3 separate regions of the Mus musculus genome follow, and all the other regions are linked to region 2. Evidence: chromatin loops called from intact Hi-C (ENCODE). Cell type or tissue: left cerebral cortex. All regions are shown on one strand. Links, peaks and the distances in the headings refer to the core of each region. The heading gives the core; the rest is flanking DNA. Region 1 has its middle 150 kb from the start of Gm31466. Region 2 overlaps Tbl1xr1 (transducin (beta)-like 1X-linked receptor 1). Region 3 overlaps Gm31813 (a long non-coding RNA gene).

Region 1 (7,097 bases), core at 1,467-6,466, 1.5 Mb before region 2:
GGACAAAGCGGTAGCTTTTTTATACCTACACATGATGTTCCTATAGCATTATACTAGATTCTCTCCAACTGCATGGCACAAAACGGAACACCAATCATAGGCATATTACAAAAAATAGGTTTGTGACTTTTTTAATTTTATATTTTTAATATAGTTTTGCTTTTAGGATTTATTTACTTTTTAGTGCATGGGTATGAATTTTTGACTGCATTTTGCCTATATGTACACCACATGCTTATCTGATATCTGTAGAGGCCAGAAAAGGGCATTTTCTCCCTTGGAACTGGAGCTGCAGGTTGTGAGTCATTGGATGAGGTCTGAGAGCTGAAATTGCACGCTCTTTAAGAGAAGTATGTATTCTTAACAACTGAGCTATCTCTCCATCCCATTAAAAAGATTCATTTAATTTTAATTTGGTGTATGTGTGTGTGTGAGTATCGGTATATGCATATGTGCCCATGGAGTCTTGAAGAGTACCTTTGCTCCCCTGAACCTAGGGTTATATGTCATTGTGAGCCACTCATTGTAGATGCTGAGAATCAAACTTGGGTCCACTGCAAAAGCAGCAAATGCTTTTAGTCACTGGGACCATCACTCCAGGCCCTGGTTTGGGGGTCATTTTTGTATGTGTGTGTGTAAAATAGCCTCTTCCAAGATGGTTGCACTATAATCTTAATGTGTCTCCTCCAATTCATGTATGGGAAAACTTAATCCCCAATACAGCAGATTTGGAGGTCAGCCTCTTGAGAAATGTTTTGGTAATTAGACTTTGTCTTTTTGAGAGGGCTGGTCTCATTAGCTGTGCCATTTTCTTTAAACTAGGACATTCTATCCTGGAGGCAGGAGGGAGAATCATGAAATTTACAATACTCAGGAAGTTCAGAAAGTTACATGATTTTTGGGTCCATCTAAAGGTTTTCCACCAGTAATAACTGCTAGGAAAGAGGGGACTTTTAGTAGAGCTGCCTGTAAGTGGGGCAGGAGCTCAAGGTAAACAACTTTCGAGAATCATGTCTCATACTGAAGTAGATTTTTCCAGTGATATAGCTTTTTTAAGCCACCTACAATATGGTAAGATAGATAGAATATCTTTCTATGCTCTAGTCAGTAATCCTGGTAAATTTCTTATATTTGCCCCTTGGGTGTATGTAATAGTTTCTTAAATCTCTGTTGGTATCATACCCGAAATGAATATGCATTTAATCATATATGCCCACGAAGTGTCAAATTATAGAATGCGTTTGTAGAATTGGCCTTCTTTCTTCTCTTCTGTCCCTTCAAACTCACTTTGCTATCCTGTGAATGAGGAATTAGATCTTCAGATTTTCAGTCTCTAAAGTGGTAATAAATTACCTTTTGCTATTTGTAAACTTCCCAGATGCTGCTATTTTGTTTCAGCACTATGAGTGCAGTCACTTAGGCTTGCTTGTACGGGGTAGGTTCTAATGCTTTAATTGGGAATCTGTGTGTGAACAATGAAGGTCCTATTCCCCCAATTAGTTCTTGATTAATCAATATAGATGCTAATGGTGAATGGCTGGGCAGAAGAGGCAGGGCTTAAGATCCCTCAGGCAGGCTAAGAGACACAGGAGGAGGAAAGGGTTTGGAGGGATGGAGAGTCACCAGCCATGTGACTATTTACTGCTTCCCTAAGCTGGAGATTAGAAACAGAGCTAAGCTGAGGGTAGATGTCTAATGTTGAGCCAAGAGAAGGTAACTGGGCAACTAAGCTAAGGGCAGATGTAGGCTGTTGAGCAGGGAGTAAAGGAAAAGCCACGATAGGTGTGGGAGGCTTAGAAAAGCCAAGCCACTGAACCACACTAGTTGGAGGAGGCTTAGAAGAGCCCAGCAGCCGAGCCATAAGGCAAGTTCAAAATGAGCACTGTGTGTGTGTGTGTGTGTGTGTGTGTGTGTGTGTGTGTGTGTCTTTTATCGGGGGATCCAAGGGAACCATGGTGGTGGCCTGGAGCTTAAAGCACCGTAGTAGAAGGTACACACTACATTTGCCAGAGGCTTTTTTTTTTCTGTTAATAATTAAATGTAGATTACAAATTTCTGCCTTATGAAGCTTATTTCATACCTTAAACCTTACTTTGATTTATTTCATACAAAGCCTAATTTCAAGCGTATGTATGTAGCCTTTCTTTCCATGAATCATTTCTGTATCTTCTTATTCCTTTTGTATTTTTCTACCTTTAGTCTCAGCCTATACCAGGACATCTCTTTCTTCTGGGTGAAAACACACAAGTACAAAGAATAAGAATGAAACAATTTGTTTTTCCCTAGACATAGGAAAAACAAAATCAAAACAAAACAACCTAAAACCAGATTCTATTGATTTGTTGTGTTCCCCACTGCACAAACACCTCAGTTTAGTGTTGAATCCCTTTTAATACATTTTTTTTTCTAAATTTCCCCATGAGAAAATTTCTAAATTCCCTCATTTTTCCAGGTTATGTCAGCAAAGATCTTTACATCACAAAGCTCAGTGCCGTTTCTCTTCTGGGTAAATATATTTCCCCTCTTTTTAGGTATTTTTCTCTGTTTCTAAAACTAAACTGGCAACTTCTGAAGTGAAGGACAAAGCTTAAGGCAAGAGAAAATGGCTTTTGTGTTTATATTAAAAAATCCAATACCTGTTTGAGCTTACTGTGAATGAGTGTGGTTATATGAATGAGAATGGCCGCCATAGAATCATACTTGGATAGTAAGATCTTACTCTTTTTAGCTAAATGGGACTTGAAATTCCCTGGTTTATTTTTATTTAAGAGGCTCTGTACTACTCTTGGAAACTGGCGTTTGCCAGATAACTGAGTTCAGAAGCTGTGGAGAAGTGTCCAGCTCAATGCTTAAGTGTTGTTTTCACAAAACACATAGCTGTGTGTTTGCTGCTTGCTTTGATTGCAACAGGAACCACTTCCCATTGTCACTTAGCTACCGTGTGTCTTTTATCAGGTCAAGAAACACAGCATTAAGCAAAGAAGACCCTAAGCTAAATGTCAAAGATCTGCATATGGAATCTCTGAGATGTCACCTGTAAAATGCAGGCATATTAAAGAGGAAGGGATGCCTCAAGAAATGAGCTCTGGTTACTTCATCTTCTGCTATAATATTAATGACACTTGACCTTCTTAATCTCAATTTTCTTCCTTTTCTGCATATGTTTGGAAAACTAGAAAACATATTTTTTATTTAAGATATTTCCATTCTTTGGGGAAAGATAATTATGTAAATTTGAAACAGAAAGTAATAGACATTTATTTCTGAGCCCAATTTATTTGAGAAGTTTTCTGTTATAGGGAAGTCTGTGAGCACAGACTCTTCAGTTTCCCATGTGTCTATTATGGAAATTGAATTATTTATTTCAATTATGCATTCAATAAAATCACACTCTTTTCAATGGATGTTTTCTTAATGAGGATAGCTGCAGTTTCAGAAAAAGCCTTTCCACACAAACTATCCTGCAGTTTACCAGAATTTGCTGCTGTACACCTTCATCTACTCTAGAGGGCAATAGAGTGTTAAAAATGAAAGATGTTTTCAATGATAAAATCTATAAAACCCTTAAAATCAATCTTCCCATAAAACTGAAAAAGAGGTGGGGGTGGAGGTGGACCTAGCCAGAGAAAGGTGCTCGTGACAGGATGATAATCTCAAACACAAAGTCCAGGGGGAATTAGGCAGCAATTGAAGCTGTCAGCTGAGTAGGTGCATGAAAAATGTAAGAAAACCTCCCCCAAGTTACATAATGTTGAGAACAACATATAAAAGAAAGATAGTAGCAAAAACATAAGAAAATGACAAAACAAAACAGCATCACGATCATACTCCCAATATAGTGGGAACAGATGTTTGAGGTTGGTCATTCTGAGATGATCACTGTGCAGATTATAATGATTCACCTAGACATTCCATGATGCTTAGACGATAGTGACCAGAGGCAGAGGAAGGAGTTGTCTGGTTCTTCATTTGGGATATTTGTACTTATAAACAACCCATCTTTTCAGCTCCATTTCACTCCTGTTCATTCAATTCTGGTCCATGGCCCTGCCCTCTTACTCTAGAGAAACAGGATGCTGACTGGACCCTACTGGCTGAGCTCCCCCTGCCTTCAGCTCTCTGTGCTAGTCTTCACTTGCCATCCAAGTTATTTCTTCATGATTAGTTGTAACTGAACTCTGCTTGTCCTTATGGTGCCATCTTCTCTCACTTTTGCCAAAACTTGCTTAGCTTTTCAACCAGTAAATCTCCCCTTACTCCCTCACACATCTGCAGGTTCATTTCCCTCAATCTTTAAAATATATTTGAGCATTTCTCAACCAACTTCCCCAACTTAAAATGAAAGAAAAAATAACTTTGCCTCTTCATTAAGCAACTGCCTAATCTCTCTCCTCTGTTTTTCCACATCTCTAATAGTAATCTATCATCTGTTTTAATTCACTTTTTAGTCCACTGCAGCCTGACCTTCATATTTGCTGAACTTGGCTTTGCCTGAATCTTTAAAGACCTTTTCCACAAATGGATCTTTTCAATATAATGGAATTATAGATCTTACACTTTTGCATTTGACAATTCACCTTGAACACTCTGGTTCCTTTTCTAAGCAACACTCCCCTTATTCTTCCTGAATATCTCTGCTGCTCAACAGCTAAGTTCTTTCCTATGCCAGATCTCATCATTCCAACATCTAACAATCTTTACTGGTTCTGAACCAACAACAGATAAAGTGAGTTCTCTGAGCCCTGCACAGCAGGCATAATTTTCAGTAACTTACCTGGGCTATAATAGTGAGGCTCAAATATAAGTATTTATAAAATGAATAAATATATCAGTCACTGAAAATAGTTCATTGTTTTTAAAGTTGTTACAATTTGGTACTCAGTGTTTTGTGTGTTTATTTGTAGATGCTGAAAGAAATTAAGCACCTGATGTGTGACCATTGTGATATAGGATACTATAGTGAATCAGGCCAACATGCTTACTGTTTGTGGAATAGCATCATTGCATATGGGTCTTTTGAGAACTTTATATCTTAAAATAATTCACTTTGCTATTCATTATTACAATGGTGAAAATATTTTCTATAAAAGGGTTGAAAATGTATTTGCTGAGTCTGATATTAAGTTGACTTGCAGCAAGTTTTATTCACTTTATTTTGGTCTATGCTGTTCTTCATGTGCAGTCATGCATTTGACCACTTGTGCAGAACCAGATACAGATGATATGCAAAGAAGTCAAGGTGGTCACAGTCTAATAAAAATCCATTTGATAAAAATTCTAATGTTGAATGTTGACCTTAATATGATTTTTCACATGTAAGAAAATGTGTTCCTCCTTTTTCCTCCATTGCTGGTGGGATTGCAAACTGGTACAACCACTCTGGAAATCAATCTGGAGGTTCCTCAGAAAATTGGAAATATATCTACCTGAAGACCCAACAATAACACTCTTGGGAATATACCCAAAAGATGCCCCAGCATGCTACAGGGGCACATGTTCATAGCAGCCTTATTTGTGATAACCAGAAGTTGGAAACAACTTAGATGTCCCACGACAGAAGAATGGATACAGAAAAATGTGGTTCATTTACATGACAGAAACTACTCAGCTATTAAGAATGAGGACAAATAATGCAGGCAAATAGATGGAACTAGAAGAATACCATCCTGAGTGAGGTAACTCAGACCAGAAGGATGTACATGGCATGTACTCGCTAATAAGTGCATATTAGAAAAAAAAAAAGTACCTAATACCCAAGATACAGTCCACAGAACTCAAAAAGTTCAACAAGCTGAAATGCCCAGGTGAGGATGCCTCAGTTCCACTTGGGAGAGAAAAGAAAGCAATCACAAGTGGGGAGGGAGGGAGGGACCTGGGAAGCAAAGTGGACAGGTTTGGGGGGGGGGAAGTATGGGGGGAGAGGAGAACATGATCTGGTATTGGGTGAGGAAAAAGGACTGAATCCCTGAGCATCAGCAAGTAGAAAGAATGGAAAAAGACAACCTCAGGAAATAGGAGGTTGGGGGACCCTCCAGAATGCACCAGGGACCTGGGAGGTGAGAGACTCTCAGGACTCAAAGAGAGAGACCTTAGATGAAATGCATGACAGTAGGAAGAGAGAACTTATATAGCCCACCTCCAGCAGGAAGACAAGACATCAAGTGAGGGATGGGGTTGCCATTACATAGTCACATGTCTGACTTCTTGTCTGAAAGAATTACAGGGATGGAAATGGAGAGGACCCTGAGGAAAAGAAGATCCAACAACAGGCCCAAAGTGGGATCCAGCTCAAGGGAAGGTCCCAAGGCCTGACACTACAACTGAGGCTATGGAACACTCACAAAAGGGACCTAGTATGACTGCCTTCTGAAAGACCCAACAAGCAACTGAAAGAGTCAGATGCAGATATTTGCACCCAACCAATGGACAGAAGCAGCTGACCCCTGTTGTTGAATTAGGGAAGGCTGAAAGAAGCTAGGAGAAGGGCAAGTCTGTAGGAGGACCATCAGGCTCAATTAACCCTTACCCCTGAGATCTCTCAAACACTGGACCACCAAACAGACAGCATAAACCAGCTGATATGAAGCCCCGACACACATACAGTAGAGGACTTCCAGGTCTGTGTTCACTCAGAGTTGATGCACCTAACCCTTAAGAGACTGGAGGCCCCAGGTAGTTTAGAGGTTCAGGTGGGGTGAGGGGGGTGGGGAGAAGGTTTGGGATGTGGTACAGTTGGAGGGTGGATGGGGGGATAGAATATGGAGTGTAAAATATAAATTAATTTTAAAAAGTAAAAGGAAAATGTGTTCCTCTTTTGATATTTTCACAAACATATAAATGTTTATAATTTTCTTAGATTTTTATACACAAATGCATAGTGATTGTATCATTTCTCTTCCTTCTACTCCCCTCTAGCTCCTTCTTATACCTCTCTACTTGCTCTCAGATTCATGGCAGAGATGCAGGTAAAAGCATAAAAACACTTACTGCTCTTGTGGAGGGTCCCTTTGGTTACCAGCACCCATGTCAGGCAGCTAGCTCACAGTTGCCTGTGCCTCCATCTCCAGAGCATATGATGGCATGTGTGTTCTGGACTC
Region 2 (7,097 bases), core at 1,166-6,165:
CTCATGTCCATAGGTTGTCTAGCACACAGTGCTTTCCCTAATGGCATCTTCTAGGTCAAAGGTTTTCCAGGGAGAAGAGCTTACTGAGGGCCTGTGTTTTGTTCCTTACACAGGAATCTCCTGTCTCCATGTCTCCAACTTGATCTCCTCACCTCCCGCCATTTTCCCTAGTGTTTCCAGTGCTTGGTCTTGCCTTTCTGCTGTGTGCCCTGCCAAACTCAGGACTTTGGAATTTCTGAAGGATAATGTTTCAGGATGGTGTCTTCCATCTCATGCCACATTTGCCTCAGCCACCTTTGTGATCTCTAGTTAAACACAAAACTCTTAAATATCCTTTATCACAAGCTAGTCTGTGGGTAAAATCATGAAGTTAAAAGCAAGATTTCTGAGAAATGTCTTTCTCCCTTCTCCCACTGTGGGCCATTAAGGCAGAAGTAGAAGCTTTGAGAACACAACCATGCATACATTAGCCACCCCTGAGCCTTTCCCAGTCAAGTGGTATCTGGAATCATGCAGTCTTTTAAAACTTGGTAAACTGTTATGGAATTTCAGTAAAGAGAGTGACCACCCTGTCCATTACTGGAACTTCACTTTGCTATCTGGACCAGATTTTTGTAACAGTATGAATGAGGCTAATATCAAGAGATTGGCTATGTACCCTCATGTTTTTAAGTATTTTTTCTTTAATTATTTAATTTTTAATTACTTAATTTTGTGGCCCAATCCTCCACTGGAATATGGTCGGTAGTCTGCTTGTCCCCTGAGTGCTGGAACTAATTGTTAAAGGAGGCCTAGGAACTGTACTTTCATCTTGTAGTTCTTTATTTAGAGCCGGGTGATAGAGGCACACAACTTTGATCCTAGCACTCAGCAGTCAGAGGCAGGCACAGATTTCTGTGCGTTTAAGGCGAGTTTGTTCTGAAGAGTGAGATCCAGGATAGCCAGGGCTATACAGAGAAACCTTATCTTAGAGAAACAACAACAAAAACTTTAGATGAGTTATTACGTAAAATAGTAATATTTTTTTAGTCACTAAATATATATAAAAATAATGTATGAATTCAGTTACAATTTGATGTATATTTCCTTTGGAAACAGTTTCATACAGCCCAGGTTGCTCTTACGTAGTCAAAGATAATCTTGAAGTCCGATCTTCCCACCTGTTCACTTCTGCGTGCTGGCAGTATGGGTGTGCACCATTGCACACAGCTTGGCAGTGTTGCTCCCAGAATCTAAATGCATGGTAGGCAGGCACTGCTGGCCCACTCACATCGGCTGCCCCAGGCTGCGTTATTTTGTCTTGTTTGTGTTGTTTTCTAGTTTGGATTTATTTCCTAAGTCTTTTTTTTTTTTTTTTTCAATATGCCACAGAACTATGATGTGTCGCATGAATCTTGGTTTGCTTTTGTCTCATGAGGCAGGTGAAGTGTGTTGTAGCTCACAGCTTCTCAGGGTTTGGCATTTGATGCATTTTCTTGAGGAAAGTTGTATTACTGTTGTACAGTTAGAAAACCTGAAGACATGCAACCCATTAGAAGCCACATGTACAGTAGCCGAGAGCAAGGGAAAGTAAAAGGCTGGCAAGTTTCTCTTTTAATATTTTTATTTTCAATCATTTCTTAGTTGTCCATTTACACCGTCAAGTGATGATATGTAATTATAAAAGATAACAAAGTTTTTTCTGTTTGTAATTTAATGTGATGTTACTAGCAACATAAGTTCTCACAGTGTTTCCTTTGCTTTTAGGATTTTCTCATTCTGCGTTTACCTTTGGTATAGAGAGCCATATAAGTCAGTCCAACATAAATGGTGCCCTGGTTCCACCCGCTGCACTCATCTCTATCATCCAGAAAGGCCTGCAGTATGTAGAGGCAGAAGTTAGCATAAATGAGGTAAGGCAGATGAGTTCCATTTCAAACACTGATTCTGATTCTTAAATGTGGTTGTTTATTGAGTATCTGACCTTGACTTCATGGGTTCAGACAGATTAAAATTATTCTTCATAACTGTACTGGTCTTCATACCAGCGGATAATTTCTGTAGACTATTCCTCTGCGTGTGTGTGTGTGTGTGTGTGTGTGTGTGTGTGTGTGTGTATGTATGTAAGCAAAGGAAATCATGTTTAACACATAAGTAATTTGGCTGGAGAGTACTAAGAACAAACTGATGGCAAGGACATAAAAAAACACTGTTAGTTTCATGTACCCTGATGTTGGAAGCCAATTTATTTATAATTGATGCCAACATTGATTCTCAGAGCTTCGTGTCCAAGGTTCATGTGGAAGTAGTGTGTTTATTTCTGGTGTTGGCATGCTACTTGTGCCTGAGGCCATCTTACCTGCTCCCTGATTCTATAAATTAGCTTTGTAGCACAGCCGAGCTCATTTAGTTCTGGACTGTCACTGGGTAGCTGCTGGGAACATGAGGCGCTGTAACAAGGACCTTACAGCCTTTAAAGCATTCATAAGCACACACTGCATGTTCTTTCTGAGTAGAACTTTGTTGTAGCTACAATGTTTAGTGTATGGCCGGAATATGTAGAGGTAAACACATGCCCTCCCCCCCCCCCCCTTTTTTTTTGTAAAAGTAAATGAAAAGATTTTAGCTGTTTAAAGTAGTCCAGTTCCCTTTTGGTATCCTCAGCGGTGGGTTACCACATTGCCACAGTTAGCATTATCTGTGGGTCCCTTCATTTACTCCTAATGTCAAGTTTGTGTATCACACACATCTAGATGACTTCTGTGTATGATCATCCTGTAATGTTTAGAGAAAACCAGTAAGGTCAAGATCTGCTCCCGGTCAGTACAGGTGCTTTCCTTTATTCCAAGGCCTGGATCCCGTGGTATGACATATTCATATTGGTCAGTGTTTTTTACTAACAGCTTTTCTTACCTGGATGTTATACATTATCATTTTATTATCTTTAAGCTTTTGTGAATGGCCTCTTGTATTGGTTTGTCTTTGTGCAGAGTTCAGCAGGACCTCAGTGACAGTTGGTGGCTGTTTGCATCTTTGTCATTCTTGCCCCCTTCCTCCTTCTTGCTCACGTTCACGGTTTCCTTAGAATGAAGTTGTTCATTTTGTTAATGGAATGTTTGTTAACCTCATGACTACATCTCATTTTTCTTTCCCGGTTTTCCAACCCCAGGATGGCACCTTATTTGATGGTCGACCCATCGAGTCTCTGTCCCTGATAGATGCTGTTATGCCCGATGTAGTCCAAACAAGACAACAAGCCTACAGAGACAAGCTTGCACAGCAGCATGCAGCCGCAGCCGCTGCCGCTGCTGCCGCCACTAACCAGCAAGGATCTGCAAAAAATGGAGAGAATACAGCAAATGGGGAGGAGAATGGAGCACATACCATCGCAAGTGAGCCGAGAATGCTTGGAGATGCTCAGCACACACTACTGTTCTCCATTGCCCCATCCTTAGAGCTGTACTGATAGCCAGTGTTTGTCTTTACCCCCCAACATGCTTCGCTTAGTCAGGGTTTCTATTCCTGCACAAACATCATGACCAAGAAGCAAGTTGGGGAGGAAAGAGTTTATTCAGCTTACACTTCCATACTGCTGTTCATCACCAAGGAAGTCAGGACTGGAACTCAAGCAGATCAGGAAGCAGGAGCTGATGCAGAGGCCATGGAGGGATGTTCTTTACTGGCTTGCTCAGCCTGCTCTCTTATAGAACCCAAGACTACCAGCCCAGGGATGGCACCACCCACAGTGGGCTTTCCCCCCTTGATCACCAGTTGAGAAAATGCCTTACAGTTGGATCTCATGGAGGCATTTCCTCAACTGAAGCTCCTTTCTGAGTGATAATTCCAGCTGTGTCAAGTTGACACACAAAAACAGGCAGTATAGTGCATCACACAGTTCATATTTTCTACCTAAGATTCTAAAAAGCTAAATACACTGAATGTTTGTTTGTTCCTAAATGTTTCTGAAACCCCTTTCTACTCTTAAGTGAACATTGCATCTGCAGTTGATTTCTAAGTAAAATTTCTAGTAGTCCCTGTTATAAACATCCAGCAAGGCTCTGATGGTGAGCAATAAAGATGACTCATGCTATAGAAATGATATCAGCAACCCCTACTGGCAGAACTCAGAATAGTATTGTTACAGGCTGTTTAATTCAGCCATGCTGAGGTATAGCCCTTTTTCCCCCTTTCTTTTTTTTACCACTTCCACATACACATTCTCTGGGCATAAACACTCACACTTTTAAAACTAGTACAGCCATACTTGCTAGAAATGTGCTTACCTTCTGACAGAACTGCTACTTCTCATGCTGCAGATAATCACACTGACATGATGGAAGTAGATGGGGATGTGGAAATCCCTTCCAATAAAGCGGTTGTGCTTCGGGGCCATGAATCTGAAGTTTTCATCTGTGCCTGGAACCCTGTTAGTGATCTCCTGGCATCAGGGTAGGTTTTTCAAAGAGCTTTCTAGCTGTTGAGTATTTTGTTGTTTTAGACAGGATTTACTCTGTAACCTTGCCTTGTTGATGCACTGTGTCCTGGGATTATGTCACGTGCAGCATGACAATGGCATCTAAGAATACCTCAACAAAAGGACTGCTACATAGATTTCACTTTCCGGTCATTTTACCTTAGTAGGTTAGTATTATTACTTGGTAGGAGCTCTAAAAGAGAAATATTAGAAATGTTTATATCTGGTAGTCTACTTCTTATTCAGGTGTTAAATGTATGGCTTGGGTTCTGGAATGCTTGCTTATATGAAGACTTAAGCCGATTTTTTGACTCTGAAGGTCTGGAGACTCCACGGCAAGAATCTGGAACCTCAGTGAGAACAGCACGAGTGGCCCTACGCAGCTCGTGCTTAGACACTGCATACGGGAAGGAGGGCAGGACGTGCCCAGTAACAAGGATGTCACGTCTCTAGATTGGAATGTGAGTGTTTTGTTCTTGCATAAATGGTCTGTGAATGAAGACATTTGAGGACTTGGCATTATATAATCTTGAAATTAGATCCCAATTTTAGCTTCAATCTGGCCCCATATTCCTAAAATCCTAATCAGAATTTAGGAGTGAATTGTAGGCTTTGCTTTTTACTTCTTATAAAAAGCATTCTCATGGTATCATTTTTATGTTGTCCTTCCTGGTCTACACTTGCCCCATCCTCACTCATGGTCACCTGTGAAAATGTTCTGCATAGGGACTGCAGTCCTGCTCCACAGCACTTCCTGCCGGTGCACACACTGGGATTGGCCTGTCCGAGAACACCGCCTTCATTAGGGGGTGGGGGTTTGCCAGCCTTTGTTGGCACTTACACATAGATCAGGGTCTTTTGTGCCTGGGACTTAAACAGGCAACATGTGTGTAGTAATTAAATGGCCTTTTGAGTTGTGTAATAAACAAAATGTGTTTCTCTGCCAGAGTGAAGGTACACTTCTAGCAACTGGGTCATATGATGGATTTGCCAGAATATGGACTAAAGATGGTATGACATTTTCTAACTTTATTGATGTTCTAAATTTAAAAGTTTGAAGTAATTTTAATGTGTGTGTTTGTTTGTTTTTAATTTAGGTAATCTTGCCAGCACCTTGGGGCAGCATAAAGGTCCTATATTTGCATTAAAATGGAATAAGAAAGGAAATTTCATCCTAAGTGCTGGCGTAGATAAGGTAAATGAACATTCAGCCAAGCTCTATCAAGAATATATTTGAAAGTAATATTTTTTTCTTTCCTGCTAATCACTGAAGCAGACTTGAGTTCGTTCAAGCATGAATTTGTCACAGTACTAGAAATGTCTTATATTGTCTACTTGTTTTCCTGAGTCTGCTCATTGTATCTGTGTTGCTATGACCGTTCCTCATTTTCTTCTGGGGTTTGACTCTCGTGAAGCATGGAATGAAGTTCTTGGTGCTTCTCAGGCTTTCTCAGGGGCAGCCGTGGCTGTTTCCATCAGCAACGCCCAGGCTCTTAATCAGTTGGGTAGTGCTGGGGAAGGAGACAGGAACTGGCTGAGACTCATATTTTCAGTGAACACTTTTAAAAGGGAGATGAAGGATTCGGGAAAAGCCAGCACTTGGCACTTTCATAAGCAGTTTCACGACCTGCTTTAAGTGGTATCAAAATGTAAACGGCCTTTGGGGGCGGGGGCGGGGGGTTCATAGGAGGTCCAAGTAAAAGAAATCTTTTAGTGGTGATTTTACTATAACAAGCACTTTCCTCCTTATAACTCCTGAGCTGGAAAATCTTGCACCATTGCAGTGATAGCCATTAAATAGTCTAATTCAATGCAGACTCTTTGTTGACAAACAAGAGTTGTTGTAGGAAATAAGTTGGCGAGAAACCACCACAGAAAAGTGAAGCTGCATCATGATCCTTTTTCCTGGGCTGCTGTGAGGAATAAAAACATTGCCTGTGGAGTTCACTACACAGCATCCTTCCGCCTTGATACAGTCAGGTGTCCATTCTGCTGTTCAGACACTCTTTAACTTTTCTTCTCCTTTTAATCTCAGACCACCATCATTTGGGATGCGCATACTGGTGAAGCCAAGCAGCAGTTTCCTTTCCATTCAGGTAAATCAGCTGATGAGCGAGCTCTTCAGAATTCACGCAGGGCCTCAAGGATCAGGCAGTGTTCTTGGTGCTGGTTTCTTGGGAGGCATTCCATAGCTTTCTCCTCAGAGGATCAGCAGGGTTTCTTTTTGTTTTTGTTTTTAAGATATGTACCCTAAGAAAGCAACCAGGTTGTGTAATTAGAGTGCGATGTAAAGTTGGAAGATGGAGCGAGGGTAGCACTGTAGAGTCGAAAGATCTGGCTATAAATGTACTTTCTCCACTTGATAAGCTCTCAGGTCACTTCACCTTTATAGCTACACTTTCACTATATGTAAATGAGGGCTTTTGATAGCTATTTATTTATTGCAAGGACAAGAAAAAAATGCCTTGGAATAAATTAAACTGCTTACTGCTCACATGTTGCTGCCATCTTGTGCATTTTAGATTGATTTGTCTAGGTCTGACCTCTCTTGTCTGTGAAATAAAGGATGGGTATTCTCCGTGTCTCTTGGGTTTCTTCCTGTGTGATGTACAGGAAGTACCCTGGGCATGCAGCTCAGTGCCTT
Region 3 (7,097 bases), core at 640-5,639, 260 kb before region 2:
ACCCAGTGCTAGCCAGTTGGCAAATATTTGACAGAAAAGGTTCAGAGGGAAACCTCTGTTTTCCAAAGAAAATAGAGAAATACCAGAGTCACTCCTGACCATAGATGCTCCAAACAGAACACGGGGAGGAATGACTTCCTGTGGTAGGTTCTGCACAAACCAGCTTCTAGCTTGTGTCCCTCTAAACAGGCCGGAATCGAGAGTAAGAAGGTGATTGCCAGGTACAGAAAATCATCACCCAGAACCAGATGGATGGAGTGCATCCTTGTCCAACAATTAGTCTTTTATCATCCAGCTGTGGCCAGGAGGGGCTCAAGCAAAGACAGGGGGATCAGATGAGCTAGCAAATAACCGTGCTATTCGACATGTCCAACCCACTTCAAGGGGCCACATGTAGCAGAGGGTAACAGAATGCATCCCAGCACCAAATCATAAACTTATTTTGATTGATTGATTGATTGATTGATTGATTTGATTTGATTGTTGTGTCCGGCCAGCGGATCACAACCTGGGTTTTTGTCTGGAAAGGCATTTTGGAAACCTGGAAGAGAAGAGGGGCTAGGTGGTGAGAGAAAGAAATGTAGCTAAGACAGTCATTCTGATCAAAGCTCAGTTGTTACTGTTGCAACACTCAATTATGAAGGAAGGGGGAGGGGACCCGATTCCCGCCGAATAATCTCGGGGTCCAGTAGTAGGGTGAACACGTGGTGGCACCAACAGCAAAGCGGCATGGTCCAGCAGTGGGCGTGACAGAACAAATGAGCAGGAAGCTCCACCCCTGAGCAAGCAGGTTTCAGGCTGGGGGAGGGGAGACTACATTTGATTACTTATATTTTTGGTTGTGTGGTTCTTTAGCATAGACTTTGTTTAGACATACCTGGTTTAAGAGACTCTCCACCCTGAAAAACCAAAGAGGCCTGGCACAAGGTCAGAACTTCTCGTTGTTAAGCTGTGGGAAACCCCTAAATAAGTAGTCCAAGGCTAGGTAAAGGGGAAATACATGTACTGTCTACACTGTCCAGAGTCAAAGGAGACTCCGTTCTAACCTACTCTTTCAGAGAGTCAGACTTAGGTAAAACTAGATCGTGCAGAAAAAAATTTCAAGAGGGGCCAATAGGAAATGGAGTTGGATATTCTTTAACAACAGAAAAGACAAGCACTTCGGGGTTGGGGGAATAAGATACAACAGAGCTTGCTTATGGATATGGGCTCCTCGAAGAAGAGCCTACATTATTGCCTTAGAATAGTCATATATATGATATATATGTCATTGTGTGTGTGTGTGTATGTGTGTGCATATATCACATATATGTATGTATGTATATATATATGTATGTACACACACATATATACACACATATATGTATGTATATATATATATATGTATATATACACACACACACATATATATAAATGGTTGCATGATTTAAATAAATCTTATTTATTTCAAGGAATTTAGATGAGATCCCAGAATGGTTCCTGGGCACCTTATGACAGGATTACAATGGATAAGATTAACATAAACCCTGAGTTACTGGGATATTAGAAGAAAGGATATTTCCACTGCAAACCAAATTAACATCTTTTACTTCTAGAAATGTATTATCATATATCTCCACGATATATGTATAAAGGTTCACATCCCAGGCTGTGCATGTATAGGTAAAAGAAGAAGTCCGGAGTTGGTTCTCTCCTTCCACATGGGTTCTGGGGATGGAACTCAGATCTCCAGGCTTGCAAAGCCCCACCCCCACGTCGCTACCCACTGAGCTGTCTCACCAGCTTTAACAGTCTTGTTTGTAAGCGTTCCAAACAATATTCTGTAGAGAAAAATCAAGCCATCCTCAAGATAATGTAAGCTTAGGACTTAAGCATGATTCATTGCTAATTTGGCAAAGTATTTCTATGTGAAAAGAATCTTTGGGGTGGGGAGAGGGCTCGGTCAGTATAGCACTTGCCTCACAAGTGTGAGGACCTGAGCTTGATTCCCTAGAACCTACACAGAAAGTCAGGCATTACCATGAAACCTGCAGGATGGCAAAATGGGAGGTAGGAGCAGGCAGGTGGGCGGACCCTCTGGCCATCTAACCTGGCCTACTTCAGGGAGCAGACCAGAAGCTAGAGGTAGGACGCAAGTGCCTTTGCTGCATTTGCTGAAGACCAGAGATGAGTCCCTAGTACCTATATCTGGGAGCTTTCAACCACTGAAAACTCCAGCTTCAGTCGATCAAACATCTTCTCCTGACCACAATAGACCCTTGCACATACATACATACATACATACATACATACATACATACATACATACATAGAAACACCCATACACAAAAACAACAAAAAACCTGAGAAACCCCCATCTCAAGCAAAAACTGGGGATCACCTGGTGAAGAAGGACACTTGAGGTTGCCCTGTGACCTTCACATGTTGGGCCTTCAGACACATACACAGGAATATTGTTTGTATGACAGCAACTTTCACAGCAAATTTTAACTTTAAAAAGAAAAAAAATCTTGCTTTCGGCTGGCTAGAGGTTTCAACTAGGCCCCAAAATGAGGGTTCATTTTCTTCCTGACCCCATAAGTTCCACTTTTCTGCACGTCTCACCATTTCAGACACTTCTAGGGAGGGCTATCAGGGGGCCATCTTGGAGATTTTTTTGCCCTGACTCCTAGCTTTGTGCATCCCAGCTGTGGCTGGATTTGAGAAATGGCAGCTTCAGATTGCTCTCTGTCAAAGCATTTAGGGGGAAGTTGCCCTAAGGTTCTGAAAGGACTGGCTGCAGGAAGAGAAACCCTTACTAGTGAGAGGCTGTCTGCTCTGCTTCCTCCAGGGGAAACTTAAGGACTTTAGATCAGGCAGCTCCCTGCCGGGAGCAAGGGGGGGCGGGGGGGGGGGGGTGAGATCAGGCGAAGGAGGGCCAGCCCTTCCCCTTGTCATTCTCCAAATTAGGGCTGGCTGCCATTATTTTTTTTCCAATTAAAAATACTGAAGAGAACTTAAAGGAGACCAGTCCTGTGTCTGTAAATAAATAGCCTGTTTGGCTATTCAGAAAAGGCACCATGTTGCGTGAGTTATTGGATGTATTGTCTTTAATATGTGAATGTGTTCTCTAAAACAAAGTGGCAGCCATCTATACAATTAATTAGTATCAAAGCTCCTTTCATGTACCCTTCACAGCAAGGGGGAGAGAAGTAAACTACTTAAACGAATAAACTTTTAAAAAGAAAGAAAGAAACCTAAATAAATAAATAAACCCCTCACTCTAGGCAAAGTAACCCCCGGAACTTATGATAAAGAGATCTTAATTAACCCCAAATCCATCTACTCTTCTCTGCTCCAGAACCGAAACAGAATGCTAAGGCAATTTACTCGGAGAGCAGTTTTGCACCATAAATCTGGGCCATGTTTTTCTGTGCGTTTGCCCTGCAGTAAGCTTAAAGAGAAACTCAACCACCAAACAGCCTTGGAGGCAAAGCAAAGCCCTAATCACCCGCAATGGTGATTGCATAACACCCGCCTCCCAACCCCCACTCCTAAGCATCAAGAGGCAGGCTTTGGCTTCTGGTTAGAGCACATGCCTTTCTTTTTTTTGCCTGTGTGAGAATCATTGAAAATGCTCTTTAAGGACCAAAAGTCAGGGCACGTGTGTTTTCAGAAGAAATGGAGGTCACTTGAGGGTGACTTCTGAGTACATCCCCCAAGCCAAAATGAATCTGTATCGATATCTAAAGTGCATCTGCTTTTAGAGCAGAAGCCACCATCTGTTCCTAATTGGTGCCCTGGAGGTACTCCCTGTGGAAAAAAAGGGCCTGGCCGCAGCAGCCGCGCCTCCCCGGGGCTGCAGACTCCGCTCGGGGCCTTGCTGGTGCAATCGAGTGCTCCTCTCTTAGATAATGCCAGGTATTCTGGAAAGTAGCCGTGTAATAATACACAAACCCCTGATGATGTCAGCGTGTTATTGACTTTCCAAGTCTGAATGACTGAGCAGAGGAGAGGGGGGGTGGGGCGCCATCCATCCGGCGGCGCAGAGACCAGCCGAGCGAAAATGGGCTCACAGTCCAGCGGGGGAGGGGAGGCGCGGCGGCTGCCTGGCCAGGCTGGATGGATCTCAGCCGCATCAGGATCGCCTTCACCGAGTCAAGAGGGGGCCTGGGCTAGGGAGAGGGGGGTTTCAATGTTATGTTTAGCCAAATATTCCTCTGGCCGATATAACTGCTACCACCACCTACCTCCAAGCGCACACCACGTGGCAGAGCAGATTACAAAGCTAGCAGCAGTCACCAAGGTAGGGGAGGTTGGAAAGGCCTTGCCCCATCCCGCCCCCTACACTCCAACACGCACAAGATACTGTCCTCAATATCTGGAAAGCTCCAGGTCCCTTTTTCCTGTAGAGTTCTCTCTTCAGAGAGCCTCTACGAAACTGCTCCTCAGCTCTGGTGACATTTTGTGGGTCATGTTTTACATGTTTCCTTACAGGTACACAGTGTGGGCTCCTGTTCCCACCTTGCAAACTGACCATCGGGTACTCGGACCATGTTCAAGGCTAGGTTAACAATATTTGCATTGAAAGACCCAGAACCTCCCCTCCCCCGACTTTTGCTACCAACTAGGGTGGGGCCTGTGCCACCCAGCTGGTGTCTCCTTGTCTCTAGAGCCCTGGCTTTTCTTTTAGCACTCTCGCACATCCAGCATACCCAGCTTGGATCCTGGCTGTCCCCTGTCCCAGACCAGAAATCGGCTTCCCCTGCCCCAGGTGTGTGCAAAGGCCACAAGAGTCTTCGCTCTGGAAGGGGAGGGCGGGGCCTGTGCAGAAAGGAAAGCAAACTCGTGCTTTGGAGACAGGGGGTCTATTCAAGGCTTCTGAGCTTGGGCTCAGGGCTCAACCTGTTTGGTGGCCACATCAGTGAAGTTGGGACAGCCACTGTCCTCTCAGCAACTGGGGAGTCATACATCTAGACTTTGCAAAGGTCTCTCTGTCTCCCTTTTTTAAAATGGGCCACTCTTTCTTGGGAACATTGCACTTGTCGGGTCAGAGCCCCTGTCCCTGTTTCTGAAAACAGTGTACAGACCCTTGGATTCCTAAATTCCACCCCCTTCTGATGCTCCAAATCCACGAGGATCCCAAAAGAATCACTTAGTGCAGGGGGTGGAGACCACACTGGGCCTAGTTCACCCCACTCTCCTACCTTGCCCTAAAGGATTAGCCTAGGATCCTAATGCTGACATATTTTAATCCAATCAGAAGCCTTCTTAGGGAACTAGAAACTGGAAGTGTAAAAGACAACTCCCTAGGCAGAAACTGAAAAAAATTAAAAAGTTCAATGTGACCCCATTTCCTGGCCTAATGCAGGAGAGACCAACCAGTATGAAGACAGAGATAGTCAGAGAAGGAAACAAGAACAAAGCCGAGAAGCCAGCAGGTTGTGGGTCACAATTGTGACCTTGCTATAGCCCTCCCTGCCTCATATTCCTTGTGGCAGCCTAGTTTGTTTGTTTGTTTGTTTTTAACACATGAATGTCTCCTTATTGTTTAACTTAATTTATATCTGAGTTATATCTACCCACAACCCTCAAAGCCAAACTGCATTTCTTAATCCACGTTGCCCAAGCTCTCAGAACTAGCTCTTCAGACCTCGTGTGAGCCCCACTGTTTTGAGCTGTGTTCCCAGAGTGTTTGTGCCTCAGCCTTAACTCCCACAACCAGATGCTCAGTAAATCTACTGCAGATTGCAGGGGCCCGGATTGAATGGCAGGAAAGTAGCCCGATAGCTGTTGGAAGCCCAGACTTCGGTAAATGTAAAGGAAGAGTGTTACATATTGCTTCGGACTTCCAGAAGCCCATCTGCCCTGCCCTAGTGGTAATTAGTGCTTATTGGAGTGAATAGAAAAAGAGAGATTATATCTCCCTCTAAATTGCTTTTCATCCGAATCTTGAAGAAAAGGAGTGAGTCGTCAGGCTTCATGACTCCCTGCTGTGGAAGGAGGAAGGCTAAAGCAGTCTAAGGTTACCAGAGTTTATGGGAGGCGCGCAGGCCCACACTGTATCCTAGGATAAAGTTCAGTCAAGGCAGAACTGCCTTGCATTCCCCTAACATTCGCTTCCAAAAGGTTTTTTTCCAACCCATGAGTCACTTCCAAGTCAGAATCAGAGACAAACGCCTGTAACTGTGTGCCAGTGAGTCAGATTTCCACCCTGCCTTATGGACGCTCTTCTAGCTCCAAGAAGACAGGGCAGTCCGCAGCCACCCGGCACAGCATGAAAGGTGTTACAACTGCTGCTTGTTGGAACCAGCTCCCAAGCCCACCTCTCTGGCATCCAGCATCACATTTCAACCCATCAAAAGCTGGTTTTTTTTCTTCCCAGTGTATCCTCAATCAGGAACTGCGGGTGCTATCTATCATGCTCAGAACGTGCCCCCACCCAGCCCAGGGAAATAAAGGTGAATTCAAAAGGAAGCCAAGCCTCCAACCAAATTACCAGATAAACAAAGAAGCCCAACATGTCTGTGCAGGCCATTAATCTGAGGGCTCAGATGCATGTGAAGCCAGCCTAGGCAACAGTGTGAAGCCCTGACTCATAAACTAAGACACCAGGGCTGGCAAGATGGATCAGAAGGTAAAGATGCCTGCAACTAAGCTTGATGCTCTGAGTTCCATCTCTGGGACATACATGAAGAAGAAAACTGTCTTCCTCAGGTTATCTCTCCTCAGAGATGTACACATTTACAGACACATTGTGGCAGGTATACACACACACACACACACACACACACACACACACACACACTCGCCCTGGAGTGGGCTTTTGAAAATTCTAAACACACCCCAGTGAGACACTTCCTCCAATGAGGCCACAGCTCCTAATTCTTCTAATCCTCTCAAACAGTTCCACTCCCTGGTGATGAAACATTCAAATATATGATCCATAGGGGCCGTTCTCATCCATACCACCACTCCTCCTAACAAAAAAGGGAATCATTGTTGGAGGAGCCCTAAGGGCTCAGAAAATGATAGAGCTACCACAACATCCAACAACTAACATCGACTACAAGTACTTGATCTAGTAGGCTGGCTCTTTATTTGTTGATTCGGTTGGT

The links. A loop is a pair of places that touch in the nucleus more often than their neighbours do. Peaks named below come from ENCODE experiments on the same cell type or tissue, not always from the same donor. Only the 100,000 strongest peaks of a DNase experiment are listed, where the experiment ranks them.
Region 1: it touches region 2 in a loop (3-fold over the local background); 16 of 42 quality-filtered maps call a loop at or near these places.
Region 3: it touches region 2 in a loop (4-fold over the local background); 17 of 42 quality-filtered maps call a loop at or near these places.

The regions. Positions count from the first base shown.
Region 1 is chr3:20,651,969-20,659,065 of GRCm38, forward strand. No RefSeq gene overlaps it. Among named protein-coding and RNA genes, the nearest start is that of Gm31466, 150 kb to the left of the region's middle. In left cerebral cortex, for the core only: a CTCF peak has its summit at 3,500; DNase peaks (open chromatin) are centred at 3,601 and 4,129; H3K27ac peaks cover 733 bases.
Region 2 is chr3:22,186,620-22,193,716 of GRCm38, forward strand. Tbl1xr1 (transducin (beta)-like 1X-linked receptor 1) reads left to right here. Exons shown (of 16, transcript NM_030732.3): 4 at 1,747-1,892; 5 at 3,149-3,371; 6 at 4,296-4,428; 7 at 4,773-4,914; 8 at 5,401-5,464; 9 at 5,551-5,648; 10 at 6,489-6,549. Among named protein-coding and RNA genes, the nearest start is that of Tbl1xr1, 110 kb to the left of the region's middle. In left cerebral cortex, for the core only: a CTCF peak has its summit at 4,088 (motif pointing left); DNase peaks (open chromatin) are centred at 4,087 and 4,912; H3K27ac peaks cover 300 bases.
Region 3 is chr3:21,932,146-21,939,242 of GRCm38, forward strand. All of the region lies in intron 3 of Gm31813 (a long non-coding RNA gene), which reads right to left. Among named protein-coding and RNA genes, the nearest start is that of Gm31813, 29 kb to the right of the region's middle. In left cerebral cortex, for the core only: a CTCF peak has its summit at 2,823; DNase peaks (open chromatin) are centred at 2,814, 3,533, 3,947 and 4,898; H3K4me3 peaks cover 1,346 bases; H3K27ac peaks cover 2,870 bases.